Linked DNA regions of Homo sapiens: region 2 is linked to region 1. The links are chromatin contacts, found by Hi-C or POLR2A ChIA-PET in ENCODE. All regions are on one chromosome and are shown on one strand. Each heading gives the region's core, a stretch centred on a gene start or an enhancer-like site at or near the end of the contact. The rest is flanking DNA. Distances are from core to core; before and after follow the strand shown.

Region 1 (7,555 bases), core at 3,277-5,776:
ATGAGGTTTGGTAGAGATTCAGACTGAACATAGGTTTAATAGAAGAGAGAGGTAAGAGCTGAAACTTTGAAAATTGGTGAAAGATAATATGCCTAAAGTGGAATTGTTGAAAATACCCATTCTTTGTTAAGGGAAGTCTAAAGGAAAGAAATCCAATCAGATCTGTGGTGGGAAAAGCAGAATAGTGCTGTGCAAGATGGGAAGACTTTCAAGATTGACAGTATTGAAAATTTAGGGATATCTAAATGCCTGAAAAAAGTTCCTTGAGTTAGTAATCCAGGGGTGAATAACCTTTGGAGAAAGCAGTTTTATAGAGCAGTCAAAGAAGTAGCCATGTTGTATAATCTTTCCAATATTCCTTCTTTGAGTGCCAAGTTCTTGATTTTCTTTTTAGCTGAAACTGTGTGTTGAGTCACTGTCTTCGTTGAGTAATCCATAATGATTTACAAATCCTCTCCCTCGGAGCATAGAACTCATCTTCTATAAATGTAGTTGTAATATTCTTTAAATATGTTACCTTAGACTATTTTAAATCAAAGCTCATCCAGGTATTAATATCATTTCCTCAAATGCACTGAAGTGATTTTCTTTAAAATGCCATCAGCAAACAAATACTTTCAAATGCCTTACTCATAAGTCTTATATTTATTATAATTGGCATTACAGAGGAATGAATAATAAATTTCCTGTCATTGTCGACTCTTCTTTCACACTTAGTGAAACTTAAAATAAGGCCTACTCTTTTAATAAAGATCCTTTAGAAAGCCCTTTGGAGTATTTGGGCCAACTGCATATGCAGTTCCTAGTCTTAAGAAACAGATACATAGCCACTTTGGTTTTCATCTTCAGAGAATGGTGGTAAAGATAAACAAGACTTGCCCTAGGTAGTAATGATGATTATGATTAAAAACTACAGCTGTTATTTGTCTTTTGTGTGCTAATTTCTTTGTTTGTGTGTGTGTGTGTGTATTTTTCTTCCTTGTCTTCACAGTGAGCCTTAAATGTAGGTGTCATTATTCCCATCTTATACAAGAGAGAACTGAGTCTCAGAACATTTAAATAGCTTGTCTGAGCTTCTTGACTTGTTAAAAACAGACCTGAGATTCAAATCCAGCTCATTCTTGCTTTCAAAGACTATATTCTTTGCATAGTCTGTGCAGTTTTATGATGTATCTGAAATTTGACCTGTAACACCTTTGATGGCAACTACTGACCCCAGTTTGGGAATTCAGTGCCTTATTACTTTCCTCCCCTTTTCTACCAACTTGAAAGAATAGATCACTACTTTCCATTTGTTTAAATAAATATATTGTCAAATGCCGTTATTAAGTCAGGCATTCTTCTTTATATTTAATAGTATTATATATATTTAATCTTCACATCAGTCTGATGAGAGGTAGGCATATTTTCCCCCAACATTTTATTATGAAACTCACATACTCTCCACCTAGATTTGGCCGTTAACATTTTATTATATTTATTTTATTACATATCTGTCATCTTTTCATCTCTCTATTCCTCATCAATTCAACTTAATTTTTGATGCATCTGAACATATAGATATCACTACAGCTCCCTAAATGCTTCAGCATTTATATTATATAATATTTATATTAACTAGAGTTCAATATTTATGTATAATTTTTTGATGTAAGTCTACATTCATTGGTAGCATACATCTTAAAAGTACATTTTCTGAATTTTGATAAATGCATACACCTGTGTAACCCAAATACCTATCAAAATATAACCCATTACTTAGTACTGGTAGGTGCTTCTTTTTCTTCTCATTTTTTAGATGGGGAAACTGAAGAACAGAGAGGTGAAATTATCTGCCCAAGGTTACGCTGCTAATAAGTGGCAAAGCTGGAATTCAAACTCAGGCTGTCTGGCTGCAGGGTTTGTTCTCCTAACCACACCACCACACTGCCTGTAGATTATCCTCACATGTTTGGGTATCCTTTTACATTCATGTGCATGAATGCACTGTTTATTTTTAACGTAAGTGTGTAGATACAGAAGTGGTACCCTGGGTTTAGTGAGACTAGAAATGCTGTTCTAGAAATGCATCAGTTCCTAGCAAGAGGTTTATGGCAGGATAAATTAAGAGGGACGTATAATATGACAGATTCCCTTCGTTGAAGTAGTAGGGTGAATCTCTATGTAATAGCTCTGTCTTAACTGGCATCCTTGATTAATGTTTCCACACATAGCAGTGAAGAGATAGTGAGTTTTCTAATGATGACACTGAGGTTCAGGAAAATCCTCAAGTACCACTTGAGCAATTAACCGTAAATTATGTTCAGTATAGCTTTGTATTAAGCATTTTTGCTCTTTTATAATTAGTAGAAAATTGTTCATCTGTGTGTGATATATATAGTATCACTCATCTAGATATCTCAGACTCTGAAATAATATAATTGACTAATTTGGAATTTATAAGTTAAATTTATAAGGTTTTTAACAAATATATTTGTAATGGAATTATTTGACTTTTCCAAATAAATTGCATAAAGATGTAAGGATTGCAACAGTTTATATTAAAATTTTTTTCTGGTTTGCAATACTTGGGTGGCCTGATGAAAAGAAATTCTTCAACTTTAGTCTCTTTCCTGCATTGTGTTCATACCACTCATATTTTAAAAGTTGACCAGTACTTTTTGTTCACTTCTTAAATGATGAAAAAGAAGCCATCATGTAATTTTTTTAAATCGTAAGTATTGTGCAAAAAGCATTAAAAAAAAAAAAAAAAAAAAAAGCATGTAGCTCACAAAACCTATCCAGTCACTAGAGGGCAGAGCAGTACTGTACTTTAGACCTTATTTGAAAATTTCTGGTTTAAAAATTGCTGAACATGATGGAAAATATATTGATACACAGTTGAATAGAAATTTCTTTGTGTTCTTATTGTCTTATTTTGCTGTAAAATCCAATAACATGCTTATACTTTTATCAAAGGAGCTTTTCTGGCAATTCCATTGAATGTTACTAAAAAGGCATGATTATTTAGAAGAGTTTAAGTGCCCCTCAAAAGAGAATACTCGTGCATACAAAGAGCAATACATTTTATAATTTCTACCCTATGAAGTACCCTGAAATTGGATTGCAGTGTAGACTTTAGGTGAGACATTTGAGAGAACAAGTAGTTTTGAGCACCGGTTCTTTACTAGTGCTTAGCTCTAAGAATTCATTGAAATGCAGAACATCAGTTTATCTTTCCAGTCAGCTGAAATGTGTTGAATCATTAAGACTGAAATTACAAAGTTGTAGAAGCAAATAAACTAATTCTAGCCCTTTTTAAAAATTTTTGTCAAGTGACTGTTCACTTAATTTCATTTCTGTTCTTAATTTTTTTATCATTCTGATATTTTTATGCAGATTTTTTTATGGTATATCTTAAAAATATCCTAGTGAGTAGTGTGAGTAATTCAGTGTCCCATAAGATAGAAAAATTTTATCCTTAATTATGTTTATTTGAATTTTATTTTACAAAACCAGTTTGGATTTCTTTAATATTCTACTAGGGACAATATAGGATACCAGAAAAAGCAGTGGATTTTGGAATCAGAAAATTTGGGGGCCTCGATTATCATTCATTTGCTTGTGTCTTGGGCAAGTCACATTACCTCTCTGACCTTCATTTTCTAAACTGGGAAAAATACTTCCTTATTTATAGCTGGGTTGTTTGGAGGATTGTGTGTGTAGATGTATCTCCAAAGATGAAACCCTGTGAAGATGAATTTTAATAGGTAAAGTTACAAGCTCAGAAAAACCATGGCAATAACTTCAAAATGGTTGACGGTATCACAGATTTAGTAACATGAGAGCACCTATTACATGAGTAAATAGAACCAGAAATGTGGTTTCAAAACCAAAACCCAAGTTCAGATTGCCAGCTTCCTCCCTGTCTGTGATTTCTCTGGCTGCTTAATCTCTCCATTAACTTCTGACTCTTTTGCTCCTCTCAACTCTTTATTTCTGTCCTCTGTTTATTTCCATGTTTCCTCTCTCTGTGTTTCTCCTGACTGTCTCTGGTCTCTGTGTTTTTCTTGTCCCAGGCACCCTCAGGAAGACCCCAAGCCTCTAGCAGTACCTGGTATCATCTCCAGCATGTTATAGATGTGGAGGATTCACTGGGATATTGAGAAATACCAGAGGCGAATTGTTCCACTGTAGTAAGTCATTCAGCATTTGTTAAGTGACTACTGTTCACGCAGCATAGTTGGTGGTCCTTTTGGGGAAGAAGAATTTGTTAGGACACAGGACAGAAGAAATAAATTTGTAAACTCTTGTCAGTGGTTCTTGCAGGCTAGACAAACATGCAAATGAAAAAAACAATGACAAATTAAAAAGCTGACAGATAATCATATAAACGAATTGTGTTTTATGTGTGCTGATGGGGCCTAGGGTTAATGGAGTAGAGAAAGCCAAGTGGTATTAATCAGATTTCCTGCATGAGTTTAAAATTAGGTTTTGAAGTACATTTGGAAGAGAGATGAGGAAAGAGAGAGTGGAAGTGAGTAATTTCTGTGGGGCTTGGCAAGCCTTTTTGCTTCCCTGTGAGTGAATCCCTGACGGTGGCGGGTAATGAAATGAAAGTGCTAAGTTTCAGTCTCCCAACAGCTAACTTTACTTCCAGTCTTAGAGAAATTCCAGTTATGAAAAGAAGTACAGCCAAGTTGAGACTTTCCATAAACATAATTGGTATCCGCTGCCAGTTTAGAATTTTTAGGGTTTAAGTGTAAATTGTGATTATATGAAGTAATAAAGAAGTACTGTGACATAAAATTGATACAGACCATTAGAACATGGTTCAGGGATGCATTCTGAATAACATAAACTGAAATAGTAAGCTGAAATATAACAAGTCTGGGTTTTTTTTTTTTTTTTTTTGCATTAGAAATTTATTTTTGCTGTTGTATTTTTAGACGGTCCTAGCTAGTAGATGCATGCTTTTCACGTTTGGATATCAGAGTTGGATATGGTTTGAATCCCAGCTGTACTAGCTTTTAAACGTTGGGCAATCTACTTCACAATGCTGAATCTCAATTTCCACATGTGTAAACTAACACCGGAAATATTTACCTCAAAGAGTCCTGAGTACGTGCTAGGTACTTGCTACTCGCGGATACTTAAAAATACCTTTAAAATTGTTTGTTAAATAAATATGTTATTTCTGAGAGCTTTTTAAAAGTAAGAATGCTATATATACAAGAATGTTTGTATATACAGAAAATGCTATAGATACAAGAATATTTATTGTGCATGGATATTAATGACCCTTTGTACCTTCTGCTAATAAAACATTAGAAAACTGTGTTTCACAGTAATAACAGGTATAATGTCACAATACTGAATTAAATATTAGAAATGGTGAATTAGACTCTCTGTATGTCCCTATGGTCTGCAAGCTGAATATGTGCCTTTAAACAAAAAATTTTATTAACTTGAGAAATAAGTTTGTGGCTATAGTCAGCACCCTATTATGCTACCTTCTCTACCATTGTCTGTGTTTATAATTCTGCAGTCATATCTTTAGAATCATGATGAATCTAAACTATGATAATTTTTTTTGCTACCCTACACAAAAATATTTATACTATGTAGATAAGGTACAAAGAATAACATTAACACGAATAACTGAGAACCTACCACTAGTTTAAGAATAGAACATTACCAGTTTCTTTGTAGCCCACAGTGTGCCCCACCCAGATTCCATTGCCTCTCTTTACCCCCTCATCACAATCCTTAATGTTGAGTTTATTACTTCTGTGTTTTTCTTGGTCGTTTTTCTCATACTTATGTACCCCCTACATTAAATTTTGCCTGTTTTTAAATTTTATATAAATAATACATACTACATGTTTTCTTCTGCAACAACTATTTTTCCTGCTCAACATCGTATTTGACTCATTCCTGCTTGTCTTTGTAATTCATTTATTGTCATATATGTATAATCTTTTATTGTATGAAAATACCATAGTTTATTTACTTTCTTTTAATGGCTATTTAGCTGTTTTTCTTTCTTTCTCTTTTTTTTCCTTTTTTTTTTTTGAGATGGAGCCTCACGCTCTCGCCCAGGCTGGAGTGCAGTGATGCCATCTCGGCTCACTGCAAGCTCTGCCTCCCGGGTTCACGCCATCCTCCTGCCTCAGTCTCCCAAGTAGTTGGGACTACAGGCACCTGCCACTGTGCCCAGCTAATTTTTTGTATTTTTAGTAGAGACGAGGTTTCACCGTGTTAGCCAGGATGGTCTCGATCTCCTGACCTTGTGATCCACCGGCCTCGGCCTCCCAAAATGCTGGGCTTACAAGTGTGAGCCACTGCGCCTGGCCTCTTTCTTTTTCTTTTTCTTTTCTTTTATTTTTGTCATTGGAAATAAAGCAGCAGAGGAAAAGTTCTTGAGTCCTGTATATGCCCTCTTTATGTACATATTACTTCTTCAGGATATATGTTCAGGAGTTGAATTGTTAGGTGATAGGATATGCCCAACCTGAAATTCCACAAGATAATGCCACGTGGATTTCCATAGAACTTGTTACATTTTATGCTCCCACTAACAGAATGTAAGTATTCTCTCTCTCTGGCTCCTATAGTTCTTTAAAATTACTAGATTTTTGTTTAATATGTTCACCATATCTTTAGGAATGATACTTTGCATGAATGTGACTATATCCGAGCAGAAGTTTAAAAATGGAAAAGATTTTTTAGTTTGCCTGTAAACATCATCTTAACAAAAACCCTGATGACCCTCATTTTTTAAAAGTTAGTTTTACTCTTTGTGGAAGCTGCTTTTATTTTTGTTTCCCAATTGTCACTCATACCTTTTCTCAAACTCATTTAAATCTAGACATCCTGAAATAGCTGGATATGTGTGCTCACTAAATGTTTTGCCTCCAGAAAACCTTATCATAAGAATAAATGTTCTCTTGCAATAAATGAAAACTGTCAGCTGTTTCTGACTTCTAAGAAATACAGTTTTTGCAGAGAATGTACATTTCTTTTCTTTTCCCCCTAATTCTTGTTGAGATAGAGAAAGAGTGACCCACAGAGGACTATTTGCAAGCTGCAGCGCTTTGATCAACCCATCTTTTGTTCTGTATTGCAAAAGTTCCAAAAGCTTGAGTAAATGACTCAGGTCCCCTTTTCTGTCCTTCGCCCTCTTTTGTTTTTGTTAGCCAATGATTCTTTTGGTATCTGATATTTGTACACACTGTTCCAATTTTAATATCAAAAGTTCCTCCTAATCTCGTAATGGGTACTTCGTGTTTTATAATTTTAATTGTCTGATCTCAATATTTTGCGTTTTGTCAAGCTTGCTGCCACTACTACATGTATCTTCTGCAGTTTCCCAGGAAATATACCAGGATCTATCCTATTTCCTGGTACTTATTCAATGGGTATTTATTGAATGTAGAAAGGAAAGATGTAAATACAGTCAGCACTGAAATACCTTTCCCCTGCTGAGCTACAATAATTTCCCTAAAAGCACTAGGCCGAAATCATGAATACCTTAAATAGTTTTGCTAGTAAGTAGCTTTATTAAACCATAGCC
Region 2 (6,778 bases), core at 1,247-3,746, 230 kb before region 1:
GTGATTGGTCCTTGGTATAGTTTTGCTCCTTTAAACATGGACTAAAACTTGCCCATGCTCAGTGTGCAGGTCCTTCAACACATTTGAAGGTGAACAGTGCTGGTCCCTGACAAACTTAAAAATTGTTCAGGTTTATCTTTAGGCACAAAGAATAATCTGTGTTCTCAAATGCCATAGTGACCTCTGTCCCACGGTTCAACAGCTGTAGGGCTATCCATAGAAGCAGCTGGGCCTCTGGTTTCTCTTAGTATCATGAACCCAATATGGAAATCCTCCCCCTCAGATTTACTCACATTACTTCCCTGACCTTTCCTTCCTCTAATTCCTCCTCTCCCCTCTCAGATACAGATTTTATACTTTCCTACAAATGTTCTGACTTTAATTAGTATTCATCATTAATTTGAAGAGAGTCTATATTCTGACATCATGATATGAACTTTCCATGTTAATGAAATTTCTGACAATTTAGTGTGCTATTGAAATTCTTCCCTTCTCTAGTGGTTATGGTTGCATTTCTAAAATCTGTTATGATGTTGGAAGAATTACATTAAAAGTAGATATCATCAATGTTTTGTTCATTATTGTAATAAAATGAAAACATCTTAGTGTTGTGTTATAAATCCTATAATTAGTCTGTAATCCTTCCCTCCCTTCCAAAGGTATTTCAGGGATTAGAGTTTTTAATTGTGCGTGAGATTCATAAAGTAGGGGCACAGCCTTGTTACTACTATTACACATTTTTTTTCATTTGGATAATTTAGCCGTTATCACTTCAAAAATCTATTTAGAGATGACTATAATAGCTAGTCTCTACATTTTTACATTGGATTTTTCTTTCTTCCAAAAAAATTACTGCTCCACAAACCCCAAATATATTTTTAATTTAGGGAAAAAGTGCTTATATCTGAGAAAATGTGGATTTGGAGAATATATAGAACCTTTCCTCGGGAATTCCGAAAACTCAAGCGCTCTGGCTTACCAAGTGAAGTAGGTTTTCAGGAAATCCCAGCCCCTCAGGACTCTCGATCTGAACCAATCCCAGCTGCCATAGCTCCGCGCTCCCGGGATGGGGCTGTGTTGCCCACGCCTCGCGGCGCGGGCGGACACACACCCTGCTAGGACTAGCTCAGTCCTCCCAGTTTCCCTTCCGAGATGCCTCGGAATCTTTACCACGGTTATCAAACGATTCTGTGGATCAGTAGTTCCCAACTTCTAGGGACAGACGCCCTTTTAAAATTCAACGTAACAGACCACCACCCTCCAAACAGACTGTGATAGCCGTATTTTTAAATTCTCTACTGATTGAGAAAACTCAAAAACAATTAAAAACTCCAATAGAGCCTACAGTACTTTCAAATGACTGTATATTTTAATTATAGCATTTGCATACAACTGAGTTTATTTATCTATGCTGTACGCTAAGTTTAGGGGCAGGCTTGGTGCACAGATGGTTTCGCCCACCCTTTGCACAGGGCAAGCCCCCCCCAGGCGCCCAGGCTGGGAGGCCCAAGTCCCGGCAGCTGCTGCGGTGGACTTAGAGGCAGCAGCTCCTGCTTCTGCCCCAAACGTTCAGTGTAGTCGGATTCCCGGGGACAGCAGGGCAGTCTGCGCGCACATCCCCGGGGCATCGCAGGACACCTGCTGCCCCCTATCGGTGGTGAGAACAATAACCCGAACCCGGTTGGAATCAACTGGAAGAGGCCTTTTGAAAAAAAGAATATTCCAGGACTACGCAGTAGCCAGACGACTCTCTAAGAACATGGGTTTCCGCAGTCAGCTCCGACTGCCTCGTTTTAATGCAGTTTTTCGCCATTGTAGGAGAGCATGCTGGATCGAAGAGGACTCTGACACTGCTTCGGTGAAGGCGGGGAGTGGGGAAGGGGGGGTGTTGAAGGGGTTCAAGATACACCCAAGGGTCTATTTGTTTTCCACCTCCCTATTCAGCAACCCATCTGGTCCTTATGCAAAGCACTTGCCTTCTCCCGGGATGGGGACACACATCAGAGCACAGCGTGGTGTTTTCCCAAGCCCCCGAGGCACCTGTTCCCTCACATTACACCTTGAGGAGAGTCCAGTGACCTCTGCTGCAGAGGCGACAAAGGCTCCCTGGGAAGCCGGCCTCAGTGGTGTCCAGGAATGGCTTTCAAACAGCGTGTACTCCTGTGGTCCCTTTAATAAACATAGGACTATGCTTCAGAAAAGCAAAAATAAATGCCGAGAAGTAAAAGGAAGCTATCGGTTACCCCGTTACCTCTGAAGCCTGTATATGTGAAATTTTCTTCTGAGACCGAGCATTAAAATTTGCTTCCACTTGGACATAGCCAAGATTGCTAACAGGCTGGGAACGTGTGTGTGTGCGTGTGTGTGTGTGTGTGTGTGTTGCTACATACTCTGGGATTTCTAATTTTATTTTCATCACTTTCTCCCCGCTTATTACTACCCCCCCACCCCAATACACACACACTTGGCAGTATCCTAACTTCTTCACTCTTGTCCACATTTGTCTTGGCGCTCTGGGGAAGAAGGTAAGAATAGATAGACGAACGAAGGTGCGTGCAAGAAAGGAGGGAGGGGAGGAGGTACGGTCGGCTTGCACACCAGACTGTGCTTGTTTGAGCAGGAATAGTGGCGGGGTGTCTTCGAGAGGATAACGGAAATGCCCCACCACACGCCCACAGCGCAAGTGCCGGCGTCCCCAATCGGCCAGTGGCAGCAGCAGAACCGGGGTCCACTTGGCACCTCAGGGGCTCTCGCCCGTCCGCTCTGGGCGTCGGGCTGTCCAGTTTCCCTGGGAATCTGGGAGAGGAAGGAGGCTTAGCTAGCTCTGTTCTCCCTGCCAGTACGCTGTGGCGGCGGCCCCTGGCCAGGGCCCGGCCAACTCCCCGCTCTTGGGTGGCTGCAGGTGCCCAGTGGCCCATCCCCAGCGGGGGCGAAACGCCGAGCTGGCCGAACCTTCCACACGTCCAGCTCGGAGTGCGTCTCAGTCGCGCGGCAGAGGCCCCTGGGCCCGGGCGCTCTGGGTTCCCGCGGCCTGTGGGCGCGGTGCACAAGGGCGCGGGCGGGCGGCGGCAGCTCCCAGGCGGAAGGCGCGGCGGGGCCACGGTCACCGCCGCCGCCGCCGGGGCTCGGGCGGAAGCGCGGGCTCCGGGGGGAGGGGCTGCCGCGCCCCCGCAAGGCCCAGGGATCCCGGCCCCGAGCGGCTCCCATCCGAGCAGCAGCGGATCCCGGGCCGCCCTTACCCTCGCCGGGCAGGGATGAGCCCTGGTCAGGTTCAGCCGCAACCCCGCGCGCGGCGGGGCGAGGCCGAAGCCCACGCAGGTCCGCCCGGTGTGCGTCTTTCACTCGCACACACTGAGCCCCTTGCCAGGCGCGCAGGCCCGGGCTACGAGGCCGGCTGCTCCGCCGTCTGCCACCTCCAGGACCCAGAGCCGCCAGCCCTGGGCTCCCGGCAAGCTGTGACTTCCCGGATGGGGCCATGCTTTTCTTCCAGGACAATCGGGGCTCCTCCCCTCCCGGCGATCTTTCTAGGAGGCCACCTCCAGAGATTGCGAGGCGATTTCCTCCCTGCCGGTACCAAACTGTAACTCCTCTCGCTACAGACGCGGAGAACCAAACGCTGACTATTTGGCGAGGGACCACCACCACCCAGAAAAACACACGGTTCAGTGTGCGTTGATTGTTTGCATCAGCGAGTTCATGGCGAATAGAAGTTCTCTATTTTTGATAGCCCTGATTTTCAAGCGTTTTAAAAGTTACGTTCTGTTTTCTGCTTGGTCAACAACACGGAAAATGGAATATTGCTTTTTTTGTGATTCAAAATCAATTGTAGTTACAATGACTTTGAGAATTTCACGGCATCTTGTGAGATAAAATGGAGATGCGCACCTAGGTGAGAGTCACTGGAGTGGATTACGCAGTGGCCGGCTGGATCCGGCTAACAGTCTCTGAGGCTCATTCCTTTTCGTAATCAGCTCGCCCACTCTAGTAGGACTTTCATCTTTAAATTATTTTTTAATTATCATGAGGCTCTCAGTCTAAGATAGCAAAGATTGAGCGCCACATTTAAGCAGTTCTCTCAAACTAGCTTTACCTTTTTAGGGAAGTAATTCCTGGGCTAATCATTTCAGATCTGAGAACAAAAGAAGTTGCTAAAAAAAAAAAAACAACTTTTATTTACGCAGCAGATACTTATGGATCGTCTACCTTGCACCAAACGCGCGCGCGCACACACACACACACACACACAGTGAATACTGTGGGCTATACAAATAATATATAACATCTGTTGAATGATTAATATGTGACAGGCAATATACTTGCTACTTAAAAAGGATTCTATCATTTTACCCTCCCGGGGACATATGAAGTAGAGATATTATCATCCCTGCTTTACCTATGAGAAATATACGAGTCATGAAGTAACTTACTCTAGGTCACCCAGTTAATAAGTGGCAGGACAGGACATTACACTTTACGCCCAGTCTGATACAGAGACCTCAGCCCAACCTCTACAATGTGTCCTTCAGTCAGATCTGGGAATCTGTATATTTTGGAACCACCTTAGGTGAATGTGATAGAATTAGAACTTGAGAAGCCTTGATGTAATCAAACTTCCTCATTTTCCTGATCAGAAAACAAACTCAAAGAAGCAATTTTTCTGGAAACACACAATTGCAGAAAGAGATTCAGAGAGGCTGTTCCTGGTTTCTTGGCTAAGGTCCTTTCTACTATCCAGACTACATTGGCTCAGTCCAGGAGGAGTCAAAGAAGGTAAATAATTCAACAGTTACAAAAAGTGTACAGTCAAATCTTGATTATCCTTAGTTTCCCCTTCAAATTGCTTGCCTTCTGGATTTTTGACTGTTAATCTAGTTTCTCTCCCAGAGGGAGAGAGAAACCGTGTGAAACTCGATTATTTCATTTCTGCTCATGTTACCTGGTAAGAACGCTAATATTATAAAGGAAAATGGGGGCCAGGCATGGTGGCTCATGCTTGTAATCCCAGCACTTTGGGAGGCCAAGGCAGGAGGATAGTAGAAGTTCAAGACCAGCCTGAGCAACACAGACAATCCATCACTCCCCCCCCCGCAACCCCCAGCCCCACCCCCACCCTATCTCTGCAAAAAGAAAAAAAAATGGGCATGGTGGTGCATCCTGTAGTCCTAGCTACTCAGGAGGCTGAGGTGGGAGGATCATTTGAACCCATAAATTCATGGCTGCAGTGAGCCATGGTCATGCCACTGCACTCCGGCCTAGGTGTGGTGGTGTGCACCTGTAGTGCAGCTATTCAGGAGGCTGAGATGGGAGTGTTGCTTGAGCCCAGGAGGTCAAGGCTGCAGTGAGCCATAGTGCACCACTGTGTACCAGCCTGGGCAACAGAGAGACCCTCTCTCAAAAGAAAGAAAGAAAGAGAGAACCATGCAGACTACTGCCTTTTCTCAACAACTCTGAGCAAATTATTTCCTTTACCTAAAATCATTTGCTGATCTCCCATCCATTCTACAGGATAAAATTAAAATTAGACTTATGAAGAAGGCAGATAAAATATTACATGATATTACTACTTTTCATCACCCACAATTCTGCCTCTCATCAAACTTTAAGCAATACTAAACACGCTGTAGTCCTCTGCACATATAGTGCTGTCCCCTGCTTTGTGTTCTTGCATTATTCCCATCCTCTGCCTGGCCTTCCTTCCACACCTGTCTCTTGGAAAATGCCATTCATTTCCCAAAACTCTGCTCAGACAGCACCACACATGTGAATTTTCCTGACCCTCTGCTACCTCCCACAGAGCAATAACCTCGTGCTTGTGCAGCAGACCTCTTCTGTTCCTTACATAGTCTCTTTTATGGCTCTTAATCTGTATAATGAGTTGTTTCCATATCCTTAATCTGTATAAGGAGTTTTTCCATATCCTTCTCTTCTCACTAGAGCTCCTGAGGAATCTGTCTATGTAAACTTTGTTTAGTGTATCTGAAAACTTAGGAAAGAGGCTAAACTTACTTTAAATAGAATGTTACATTTTCAAATAATACCTTCAGTATGTTTAAAGCAATATGTCCATTTGTCATATACTACGGAATGTCAAAAAAATCTGAAAACAGAGGAAAACATAGTGTATTTATTATACTTTTTCACATTACCCCATTACTTTAAATTTAGAGGTATTTAAACTTCTGGAAACTTTTCTGGAGAATGAGGAAAAACATACTAAGCAGATTTGAAAATGTAACTAAAATAATGTTTAAATATAAGTACACACTGTTTCCTGACTTTCAGACACCTTGTAATCCGGGGACCTAACACTATGTCCCAGTTCCCAACACATAGAATCTGTTGAATTGTTCTAAACTGAACTGAGCAAATAGTTTAAATATCCATGGATCCAGGACCTTCCAGTTCTAGCTTATCACAGTTCAACCTTCTGTCTCTCCTTTTGGTGAGCTCGTATCAGCTTTAGTCACTTTGTCAATCAACCCCTGTATTTGCTCTTTCCATTTGTATTAATGCTTTTAGCTAAATTATAATTGTATGTATGCTGTTTACATTTATTAGGGAAGGAGGTCCCTACATTCTTCCCCATTGGTGACAGTACAAGTTGTTGAGGGTTAGAGACAATTAATGGAGCAATAGAGTAGATAAGGCCTTCAAAACAGCTACTGGATCATTCATTCATTTATTCAACAAATATTTTTTCAGCATCCATTATGTGTCAGACTCTGAGCCAAGGAATGGCCTCCCAGACATGTAGAGGAGTCCTGTTTTATCCAACCTC

What was found. A loop is a pair of places that touch in the nucleus more often than their neighbours do. ChIA-PET counts read pairs that join two places held with the same protein, here RNA polymerase II (POLR2A). Pooled maps may share reads with other maps.
Region 2: a loop to region 1 is called in a map of ascending aorta, with 4 times the contacts of the local background. The contact joins the promoter of LINC01990 here to the enhancer-like site in region 1. A Hi-C loop is called at or near these places in 11 of 168 maps with a recorded cell type or tissue (CD8-positive, alpha-beta T cell, PC-3, PC-9 and 7 more), 8 of 37 single-sample maps with no recorded cell type and 22 of 50 pooled maps. POLR2A ChIA-PET finds 5 or more read pairs at or near these places in 4 of 52 experiments (A673, OCI-LY7, WTC11 and 1 more).

Annotation. Positions count from the first base shown.
Region 1 is chr3:107,657,770-107,665,324 of GRCh38, forward strand. All of the region lies in intron 3 of BBX (BBX high mobility group box domain containing), which reads left to right. Among named protein-coding and RNA genes, the nearest start is that of BBX, 140 kb to the left of the region's middle. Within about 2 kb of position 4,527, at least 8 of the 41 ENCODE cell types and tissues checked have a DNase peak (open chromatin) inside an H3K27ac peak, as active enhancers do; they include ascending aorta and endothelial cell of umbilical vein, where a contact is called at or near this core.
Region 2 is chr3:107,428,434-107,435,211 of GRCh38, forward strand. It overlaps LINC01990 (long intergenic non-protein coding RNA 1990), which reads left to right and starts at 2,497. Exons shown (of 3, transcript NR_110039.1): 1 at 2,497-2,525. RefSeq lists a silencer at 3,043-3,292 and an enhancer at 3,503-3,692.